Regions from separate parts of the Homo sapiens genome. Here region 2 is linked to region 1. Evidence: read pairs that join two places in POLR2A ChIA-PET (ENCODE). Cell type or tissue: OCI-LY7. All regions are shown on one strand. Each heading gives the region's core, and the rest is flanking DNA. Links, peaks and the distances in the headings are about the cores only. Region 1 overlaps PSMA6 (proteasome 20S subunit alpha 6). Region 2 overlaps RALGAPA1 (Ral GTPase activating protein catalytic subunit alpha 1).

Region 1 (5,388 bases), core at 123-5,122:
CTGGGCTACAGAGCGAGACTCCGTCTAAAAAAAAAAGAAAGAAATTATCTCTAGCTTACACTACACGAGCTAATACAATGAGTGAGACTCCGTTTAAAAAAAAAAAAAGAAAGAAATTATCTCTAGCTTACACTACACTAGCTAATACAATGTAAATGCTAAATAGTTGTTATACTACATTGTTTAGCGAATAATGACAAGAAAAAAATCTGTACATGTTCAGTACAGGAGCAATTTTTTCCCTGAATATTTATGATCTGCAGCTGGTTGAATCCATGGATGATGAACCCATGAATATGGGTTGAATATGGAGGACTAGCTGTACAACTTTCAAAGTGCTTCTTGATTCTGATCCTGATATGGCTAATAAAGCTTCTATCAGATCAGCCCTCCACAAATAAAAAGTACTAACTCTAAACAAAACAACAACTACCTAAAGACACCACAAAGTCAGATTCTAGAGGGGAAGTCAACAGTTGGGAGAAAGGAATGGCATGAGTTGAGTTTCCCATTTTTGTGGCTCATAATCTGAGAGCAGTAAAGGCTGAACTCCCACAGAAAACTCAGTCTTTTTGGCCTGAAGAACTAGAGAACAGTTTGGGGTAACAATAGCTGCCAGAAAACAAGGGAGAGAAACCAGAGCACTAGAGAGTGAGAGTCCCAACTTCTATATATAAACACTGCCCAAATCTCTAGCAGATTCCATAACAACACACACAAGGCAGACTCCAAGCGGCCTAGTTAAGGATAAAAGAAACCGAGTGAGATTTAAGATGCCACCCAAGAGACAGACTTTGTAGCTTGAGAATAACCAAATTAACTGCCTATTAGAACAAAACAAGTCAATACTCTTTGGAGAAATATAACAGAATCCACAGTCTTCATAAAATAACATTCATAAATGTCCAGGATACAATCCGGAACTCTCAATATACCAAAAAACAAATCAAGTCAAACTAAAAAACCAAAACCAAAACCAAACAACAAAAACCAGGAATATTGTGTTTAATTCTCAAAAAGAACAATCCTGAGACGACCCAGATGTTGCTGTATTAGCAAAGAATTAAAAACAACCATTATAACTATGCTCAATGACATGATGGAAAATGTTCTCAAAATGAAAAATGATAGGAAATCTCAGCAAAGAAAAAATGAAAGAAGCAAAAGGAAATTGTAGAACTGAAAAATATAATACGTAAAATTTAAAAATTCACCAAATGGACGTAACTGTAGAATGGAGATGAGAAAGGAAAGAGTGAGTGAATATGAAAATGTATCAAATGATCCAATCTTAAAAAGGCAGAAAAAATAGTTGAAAAAAACAACGAATCTGTGGGTCTACATCAAAATGTGTAAGATATGTACAACTGGAGTCCTATATGGAGAGCAAAGAATCGGAAAACAAAATCTGAAGAAATAATGGCTAAAAATGTTAAAAATATGGCAAAAGACAAAAAAATTTCAGATTAAAGAACCTCAGAAAACTCCAAGCAAAATGAAAACAGAAAATCACATATAGATTCATTATGGTCCAATGTCTGAAAACCAAAAATAGAAAAAATTTTGAAAACAGAGAAAAACAAATGAAAAACATAAAGAAACTATGACATAATAAGTGTGTGTTGTTTAAACACCACTAAATTTGTAGTGATTCTGGCTGTGTGTGATGGCTCATGCTTGTAATCCCACTGCTTTGGGAGGCTGAATGGGGAGGATCGCTTGAGCCCAGAAGTTTAAGACCAGCCTGGACAACATGGCCAGAAATCAAGAAACAGTAACAGACAACAAGAGAAAAACCAGCTAAGTCAAAAACTGGTTCTTTGAGCCAATAAAATCATTAACCCTCTGGTAGGTTGGTAAATGCATCCCCAAAATATATCTATGTCCTAGTCCCTGGAACCTGTGAATGTTACCTTATATGGCAAAAGCAGGCAGAGGGTCTTTAGAGATGTGATTTTTTCCTAGAAAAAAAAAAATTCTAGTAACACTTGATCTTCAATCCCACATAGCAACTGGCCACAAAGAAAAAAAAAATCACCTAAGCTGAGCAGGTGTTTTGCAGTTTTCCACAGGTCCCACCATTTCCTGTTATCTTTCACTCAGCCTGTTTTACTCACTGGCATTACTTATCTGGTCTGTGTAAGCATTTGTGTCTGTCATCCCTGAACTAAATAAATGAATACATGCTTATTGCTTAAATAATGCAAAAGGTAAAAGCCACAAAAGAGTATCTTCCCTACCACATAAACTTTTGTCTCACAAAATAAAAAACATTTTACATATAAAAAATGCTTCTCAACAGAGAATGCACCTGTGAATTTGCCAGGATTCATTAAGGGGGCCCTCGTTCTTTATATAGACCAGTGCTGTCCAACAGAAATTTCTGTGATGCTGGCAATGTTCTATATTTGCAATGTCCAATATGATAGTCACTAGTCATATGTGGCTATTGAGCACATAAAATGTGGCTAGTGTAACTGAGCAACTGGATTTTAAAGTTTTTTTTTTTTTGAGATGGAGTCTCACTCTGTCACTCAGGCTGGTGTGCAGTGGAGCAATCTTGGCTCGCCGCAACCTCTGCCTCCCAGGTTCAAGCGATTCTCCTGCCTCAGCTTCCTGAGTAGCTGGGATTACAGGCACACACCACCACACCCAGCTAGTTTTTCTGTATTTTTAGTAGAGACGGGGTTTTACCATGTTGGCCAGGCTGGTCTCAAACTCCTGACCTCAAGTGATCCACCCGCCTCGGCCTCCCAAAGTGCTGGGATTATAGGTGTGAACCACTGCGCTCAGCCAAATTTAAAGTTCTTTGTTAAGAATATCATTCCTACTCTTCCTCTCCTACTTCTCTGAACTTCCCTTCTCAATCTTCTTCACTGCTTTCATCTCTTCAGCCAGCTCCTGAAATACTGGTATTTCCCAGAATTCTATTATTTTCTCCATCCCTGGATGATTTTACCCTAAACCAGAGATTTAGCTATAACCTAGATAATCACTACTAATCTGTCATCTCTAGCTCTGGACTTATAATTACAAATGTCTATTTCTTCAAATACCTATGCCTATTAGCCACAGACATGTCTAAAAATAAACTCTTCCTCTTTATAAACCTGCTTTTCTTACAGTCCTTATTTCATAATTGTATTACTAACCACTCAATTTTTCAAGCTACAAACCTGGGTTATCACTCTTGACTCTAACCTCCTGCCCTTTCCCAAGAAATGTCCATTCTTATACCTAGGATTTGCTTTAACGTACTCTAGAAGAGCGGGGAAAGTGCGTGGGAAAGGGAGAAAACAAGACTGACAAAATATTGACATCAGATGAAGCTGTGTGATGGGTACATGAAGGTCACTGTACTAGTCTATCTACATTTGTCTAAAGTATTCTATAATAAAAATGTGAAAAATAAGCTCAAGAGACCCCTCCACCCTTTCTCTCTTATTACCTTAATTCACTCATTAGGGTTTATATGAATTACTGATACTGAGCAAACCTCTTCTAATTGTTCTTCCTGCCACCAGTCCCCTTTTTATTTTCTTTTCTGAGACAAGGTCTCACTCTGTTGTCTAGGCTGGAGTGCAGTGGTGTGATCGTAGCTCACTGCAACCTGAAACTTTCGGCTCAAGCAATCCTCCTACCTCAGCCTCCAGAGTATGTGGGACAACAGGTGTGTACTACCACACCTGGCTAATTTCATTTTATATATTCTGCAGAGACAAGGTCTTGTTATTTTGTCCAGGCTAGTTTCGAACTCCTGGCCTCAAGCAATCCTCCTGCCTTAGCCTCCCAAAGTGTTGGAATTCCAGGTGTGAACCATCAGTCCCTTTCTAATCCCATTTCTACACTCAACTCTCCTATTATTTTACTTAATTACCTCGCCATTCTTAAAGACCCCTGCTAGCTCTGTTCAAAACACATGGAAAAAAGTCCAAACTCTAGCATGGTACTCAAGCCCCTTCAAAATATTGCTATAATTTACTCTTTCAGTTGTTACTGTCTATACTGCATTCACACTGACTGATCTATGCACTGGTCCCCCAAATTTCCTTATTTAATCTTCATCTGGGCCAATTCATCTCTGAGAAGCCTTTCCCGGCTCTCCTAGGCAGTTAGTCACTTCCTGTAATACCTTTTTTATACTATTTAGTACTCATCAAGCTGCACTGTAATTTCAGTAAAGGCTTGTATAAATGAATCCCCATTTTAACACTACCACCATGAAATGTTTTATAATAATTTCCAGAAAAATGGAAACTGCCAGAGCAAAGAATTTAGACAACTCAACACCTAAAGAGTATCTTTTAAAGAAACACTGGCAGGGTAAACAGTAGTATCATGGTTTAGAGCAGATACGGACAACCTATGGTATATGAAGGCCAATTAAGAAAAAAGAGGCTGGGCATGGTGGCTCACGCCTGTAATCCCAGCACTTTGGGAGGCCGAGGCGGGTGGATCACTTGAGGTCAGGAGTTCAAGACCAGCCTAACCAACATAGTGAAACACTGCCTCTATTAAAAATACAAAAATTAGCCAGGTGTGGTGGCAGGCGCCTGTAATCCCAGCTATTGGGGTGCTGAGGCAGGAGAATCGCTTGAACCCAGGAGACAGAGGTCGCAGCAAGCCGAGATTGCACCACTACACTCCAGTCTGGGTGACAGGGTGAGACTCCATCTCAAAAAAAAAAAAAGAGGCTGGGCACTGCGGCGGCTCACACCTATAATCCCAGCACTTTGGGAATGGAGGCAGGAGGATCAGTTGAGCCCAGGAGTTCAAGACCAGCCTGGGAAACACCAAGATGTCATCTCTACTAAAAATAAAAAGTTATCTGAGCATGGTGGTGTATACCTGTACTCCCAGCTACTTGAGAAGCTGAGGCAGGAGAATTTCTTGAGTGCAAGAGTTTGAGGCTACAGTGAGCTATGATTACACCACTGCACTCCAGCCTGGGCGACAGAGTGAGACCCTGTCTCAAAAAATAAATAGCTGGACGCAGTGACTCACGCCTATAATACCAGTACTTCGGGAGGCCGAGGCAGGTGGATCACTTGAGGTCAGGAGTTTGAGACCAGCCTGGCCAACATGGTGAAACTCTGTCTGTACTAAAAATGCAAAAATTAGCCAGGTATGGTGGTGCGCGCCTGTAATCCCAGCTACTCAGGAGACTGAGGCAGGATAATTGAGTTAACCTGGGAGGCGGAAGTTATAGTGATCTGAGATTGCACCACTGTACTCCAGCCTGGGCAACCGAGTGAAACTCTGTCTCCAAAATAATAATAATAATAATAAAGAAATAAAGATAAAAATAATAGTTTATGGGCAGCATTTTAAAATGATATTTATTTTTTAAAGTCAGGATTCAAACGTTGGCAACAGTACTTAAACACT
Region 2 (5,388 bases), core at 81-5,080, 450 kb before region 1:
GGAACCTTGAGCCTAGAGCCTTGTGTACAAATCCTGGGTTAGAAGCATATCTCTGCCATATATAGAAGGTATTGGTAGTCCGTAGGTAAATTGTCTCTTTCCCAGAAAGATGTTCCTAATACCAAGTTTAGGCAACTAACAGGCTCAGGTAAAACCTCATATTTTGTATGACTTCAAACTATGTGTTTCAGTGGTAGGTTAATTGAAGTGTGAGCTCTTATTTATTTTAAATGGTTCTGGAAGCTTCTTTGTACTTAGGTAGGTTCACTGAACTTTTTGATATTTTGTAAAAATACATGTTTCCACATATCATCCTGGTATATATGGTTCACTCTTCTGAGTTCCATGCAAACATCTGGCAAATTTTGAAATGTCATTTCTGTGCTAAAGCTACTTCTGAAACCAGAGTAGCATAACAATATTTTCTCAAGTATTTAAAAATGTAGGTTTTTTCTAAACATAATTTCTTTCTTATTTTGGTTTTCATCTTCCTTTTATTTTGCACAGACATCCCGCAGATGAGACCAAAGCCACATTATGTCGTGATAAAGAAAGATGCTGAAACCAATGAAGCAATCTATTGTACAAAGGAGCCTTTCATTAAGGCTCGTGTTATTGTCATTCGTTGGCTGGTTTCTTTCTGGCTGGAGCCAAAACCACATACAGGACCTCATATTCCTGGGATGGAAGGTGAAGTCTTGCCAAAGAATATTCAGGTAATGCACAAATGAGGCAGGCCTGTTAAAGTTAGAAATGGCTTTTGAGATTTAGTCCATTGAGTTCAGTTGCCTTAGGTGGAGCGTACACTTAAATAATAGTGCTATTTTATTTGTATAAATATATTTTGTAAATGCAAATTTTAATTATAGAATTAATAAGTTTCTTAATAAAGAAATGAAACGGGAAGTATAGAAGATAATTTCATTAGTATGTCAGTCTCAGCTTCTTATTTCTGTATTTTAATTATACAATACTAAAAATATTCTTTATTGTACAGATAAATCTTACAAGTGAAAAGAACTGTGATCAAATGGTAGAACCTTGATGGCCCTTTTTAATTTGGGGGCATTCACAAAATGCAGATTAAAAGACCTGTTCACACCCCCTTCCCCCCTTTTTCAACAAAGACGCCAAGTCTAGAAATGTGATATAAAATTACAAAGCAATACAGTAGAGGAACTAATATTTCAAACTGTTGTTTTGGATTTAACAGTTTACTTTTTTCCCTCATACTTCTTTTTTATCTTCTATTTTCCCTCGTACATTTTTCTAAACATGTCTATATTACAGTATTTTTACTACTTTTATTTTCCTCTCCTCAGATTTTCTTAGTTTTTAAAATCTTAAACTATGTGTGTTTTTTCTATAACACCTTAAATCTTTTATAAGTAGGATAAAGGTATAACGTGTGTTTAGTTCATCAGAATTCAGAAAATTTGACTTTTATTCCTCTTAGTTTATTTATCTTTAGCAAACTGTATTGTGTGTCTTCCTCCAAAACTTTGCTCTAACTTCTGTATTAAGAACTATTAAGTGCGAAAATTCTCAAGCAGAACTATCTGCTTTCTGATCCTAGAATGTAATGGATGAAAATCATAAATGTTTTTGGTTGGAAAGGTATATTTGAGGTCATTTATTTAAGCTCTGTTATTTTATGGATGACAAAACTGAGGCCAAAAATTGAATAACTTAACAGAAAGTAATTTATACCACAGAATAGTGCTACTTTTACCATATAGTAATTTGCTTATCACCACCTTAAGACTTAATTTTTCCCTATCTGGTTAGGCTTGATCTTCAGACTTGGTGAAAATTCCATTATTAGAATTATAGAATTTTCTCTCAAGTTTTCTAATATTTTCTGTTAGTTTTGTTCCTACTTCTGTCATAAATTTTGTTCCTTTGTTTTTTGTTTTGTTTAGGAAACTTTTACTTGTCTAAATTTTTGTCCACAGTAAAATAGAGATAATTTTAAACATTAAGTTTTTATTAGGTAAACATTCTGATGTTAAGTTATTTACTTATTCTTGAAGGTCTGAGCTGTCTCTAATTCCATTATTCATCCACCCAGCTTTGATTAATAACTTGTTTGAACTGCAAACTTACTGAGAAGAATATATAACTATAGGTGGGTAGATGATTAATTACCACACATTTTGGAGTATCTGTCACTTAGATGTTGAGTTACTTGCATTGCCACTTAATTATTTAGAATGGCTTTTAAATGAAACTCTATGCCCGGAGTTTAAGCAGTGGTATAAATTACTTGGGAAATGTTTTGGATTTTGTCAGTATTACCTATTAAAAGACAAAATACATAGTTAAATGATTATGATATTGTTTCTCTCTTTTTTTTTTTTTTTTGTATTTTAGAGAGCAGCTGCTAGTTTAGTATCCAGAGAAGAAAGCAAAAATGATAATGCTGATAAAACAGACAGAACTACAGAACCCGAACAGTCTCATTCCAATACAAGCACTCTCACGGAGCGAGAACCTAGCTCATCTAGTCTCTGTAGTATTGATGAAGAACATCTCACAGACATTGAAATAGTTCGCAGAGTTTTTTCTTCTAAAAGGAGTAATGTAAACTTTGTGACAGAGATATTTCGTCAGGTAACATACCTCTCAGTATTTTTAATTTATAAGGAAGGCTTTTATCTTTAATATTAAACATACTGATTTTTAGCTGGGAACAGTGGTGTGTACCTTTAGTTGTAGTTGTTCAGGAGGCTGAGGTGGGAGAATCGCTTGAGCCCAGGAGTTTGAGGCCACTTTGGACAACATGGAGAGACCGCATCTCTTAAAAAAAAAAAAAAAAAGAGCGAGAGAGAGAAATTACTGATTATTAGCTATTTAAAATATATTCTTCATGTAGATTTTTAAACTAATTTAAGTAATTCTTAGTAGTAATTCTTAGTTTAAGAATTTTAAACTAAGTAATTATTAAACTAAGTTTATACTTAGTTTATATAATTTACATCTAATCCTCTAGTATTTTCTATTCTTTATATATTTTAGTTTGTGATACTTTTAGCGTAATAATTATTTTCCCCTTATACTCCTGTTACTAGAATAATTTTTTAAATTACTCATTATAGATTGAAACTCTTCTATCATTTGATTAATAAACTATGGTAAAATTATTTTATCTTCCACTCTATCATCAGTAAATGGTTTATGATATAAGAAGGGAGGTTTTTATTGCTTTTACCCTCAAGGCTTAGTTTTGTCCTCTAAGGCATTCTGAAGTCAAAGTTGATTAAGACAGATATTTCTTAAGGAAAGTATAGAAAAAAAAAAGGGAAAATAAAAGAACAAAAAGCTATTTCACATGAAACAGCTGGAAATCCCTAAGTGCATGTTCTCAAATATGTAGAAATTTTGTGGAAGAGAAACCTTATGAAAACTACTATTTGCTCTTGATGGCAAAGGCACTTAACTTTTACAGGTAAACAACATTGAGTTTTGCAGCTGAGGGGGATCATTCAGGTGTCTCAGCAAGTAAGTGGTAGATCTTCAAATAAAATGCCCACATCCTGGTTCCCATGTCAGTGCTCTTTATTCAGTGCCACACTGCATTCACATTCCAGGGAGCTCTCTAGGCAAAGCAAATAATCTTGATCTCCACACATACTTATTGATGTGTAAAACAAAGCATGAGACAGCATTAGCCTTGTCAGCCTAAGTTAAAGAAACAAACTCATTTTCATTTTTGTCCAGTGTTGGCAGTGGTTCCAGCCAGATTTAAGGTTTGTGTTTACAGAATATGTAACAATTGGGAAAGGAAAGACATTTGACAAATTATGTTGGAATACTCATGGGGAATTTTAAAGCTTGTAGAACTATTCAGGCTTTCCAGTTGTTGAGTCAGTTTAAATAAGTTTATTTTTCTAGGCATTTCTTCTTGTGTTTGTTTTCAAATTTGTTGACAAAGCTTATCACATCCTCTTATAATCCTTTTAACCTCTGAAGCATTTATAGTCATGTTTCTCCTTTTCATTCCCATAAATGCAGTATTTAATTGCCTGGTGATTTTTAAATTTTTTTTGTAGAGTGGGGTCTTGCTCTGTTGTCCAGGCTGGTCTTGAACTCCTGGCCTCAAGCAATCCTCCTGCCTTGGGCCTCCCAAAGTGCTGGGATTATAGACATGAGCCACTGTGCCTGGCCCTATCCCTTGTTTGTTTTTCTCTCTTTCTTTTTTTCTTTTTTTTAATGATGATTCTTGCCAGAGATTTGTCAGTTTTATTAGTCTTTTCTTTCTGTCTTTTTCTATCTTTTCCCCCCAGCCCCCATTCCTTTTCCTTTAGTGGTTATCGTATAAGTTTTAACATGTATACTTCACTTTTCAAGTTCTAAAGTTATTTTTTTACCCTCTTCCTAATCAATACAAGGACCTTAGAACCCTACTAGTCTGATTTTCCCCCCAACATATATATTACTATCAAGTAATTTAGTTCTATTTTTTGTGTTGGTGTGTATTTGTTATATATTTGCCACTTTATTTTATCATGATTTCTTCCCTTTCAGATCTTCTATTTAGAATCACTTTCCTCTGCTTGAAGTTCGTCATTTAGAAATTACTTTAGTGGATGTATGTTGGTATCAAACACTTCTAATTTTATGGGGTTTTCCCAACTTTATTGAGGTATACCCGACAAATAAAAATTCTATATATTTAAGGTGTACATTGTGATGTTTTGATATACCTGTACATTGCGGATGATTACTACAATCAATCTGGTTAACATAATCATGGCCTTACATAGATAAAATTTCATTTGCTTGCATATGGTAAGAACACTTATGATAAAATCTTCTAGCAAATTTCAAGTGTAAAATATGGGATTATTAACTATAGTCACCATGCTAGATATCCAGAACCTGTTCATCCCACATAACTGAACCTTTGTACATTTTGATCAGCATCTCCCATTTTGCCTGCTGCTCAGCCCTTAGTCACTACCATTCTACTCTGTTTTTATAAGTTTGATTTTTTATATTGCAAATTTAAGTGAGATTATACAGTAAGTTGTCTTTCTGTGTCTAGTTTATTTCACTTAGAATAATGTCTGCTGGATTAATCCATGTTGTTGCAAATGTGGGATTTCCCTCTTTTTGTTTTTTTGAAACAGGGCCTCACTCCATTTCCCAGGCTGGAGTACAGTGGTGTGATCACAACTCACTGCTCAACTGATACCTATGCCTCAGCCTCCTGAGTAGCTGGGACTACAGGTGCACACCACCATGCCTACCTAATTTTTAAAAGTTATTTTGTAGAGAGGGGTTCTCGCTATAATATTGCCCAGGCTGGTCTCTAAGTCCTTGCCTAAAGCCATCCTCTCTCGTCGGCCTCCCAGCGTGCTGGGATTGAAGGCATGAGCCACTGTG

The links. Peaks named below come from ENCODE experiments on the same cell type or tissue, not always from the same donor. Only the 100,000 strongest peaks of a DNase experiment are listed, where the experiment ranks them.
Region 2: POLR2A ChIA-PET joins it to region 1 with 7 read pairs; 2 of 35 experiments call an interaction of 5 or more read pairs at or near these places.

The regions. Positions count from the first base shown.
Region 1 is chr14:35,298,630-35,304,017 of GRCh38, reverse strand. The region is part of intron 1 of PSMA6 (proteasome 20S subunit alpha 6); the gene reads right to left. All of the region lies in intron 9 of PRORP-PSMA6 (PRORP-PSMA6 readthrough), which reads right to left. Among named protein-coding and RNA genes, the nearest start is that of PSMA6, 8.9 kb to the right of the region's middle. In OCI-LY7, for the core only: no CTCF peak of the experiment used is centred there; a DNase peak (open chromatin) is centred at 2,087; H3K4me3 peaks cover 2,689 bases; H3K27ac peaks cover 2,944 bases.
Region 2 is chr14:35,745,810-35,751,197 of GRCh38, reverse strand. It overlaps RALGAPA1 (Ral GTPase activating protein catalytic subunit alpha 1), which reads left to right. Exons shown (of 42, transcript NM_001346249.2): 9 at 508-716; 10 at 2,374-2,613. Among named protein-coding and RNA genes, the nearest start is that of SNORA101B, 14 kb to the left of the region's middle. In OCI-LY7, for the core only: no CTCF peak of the experiment used is centred there; no DNase peak of the experiment used is centred there.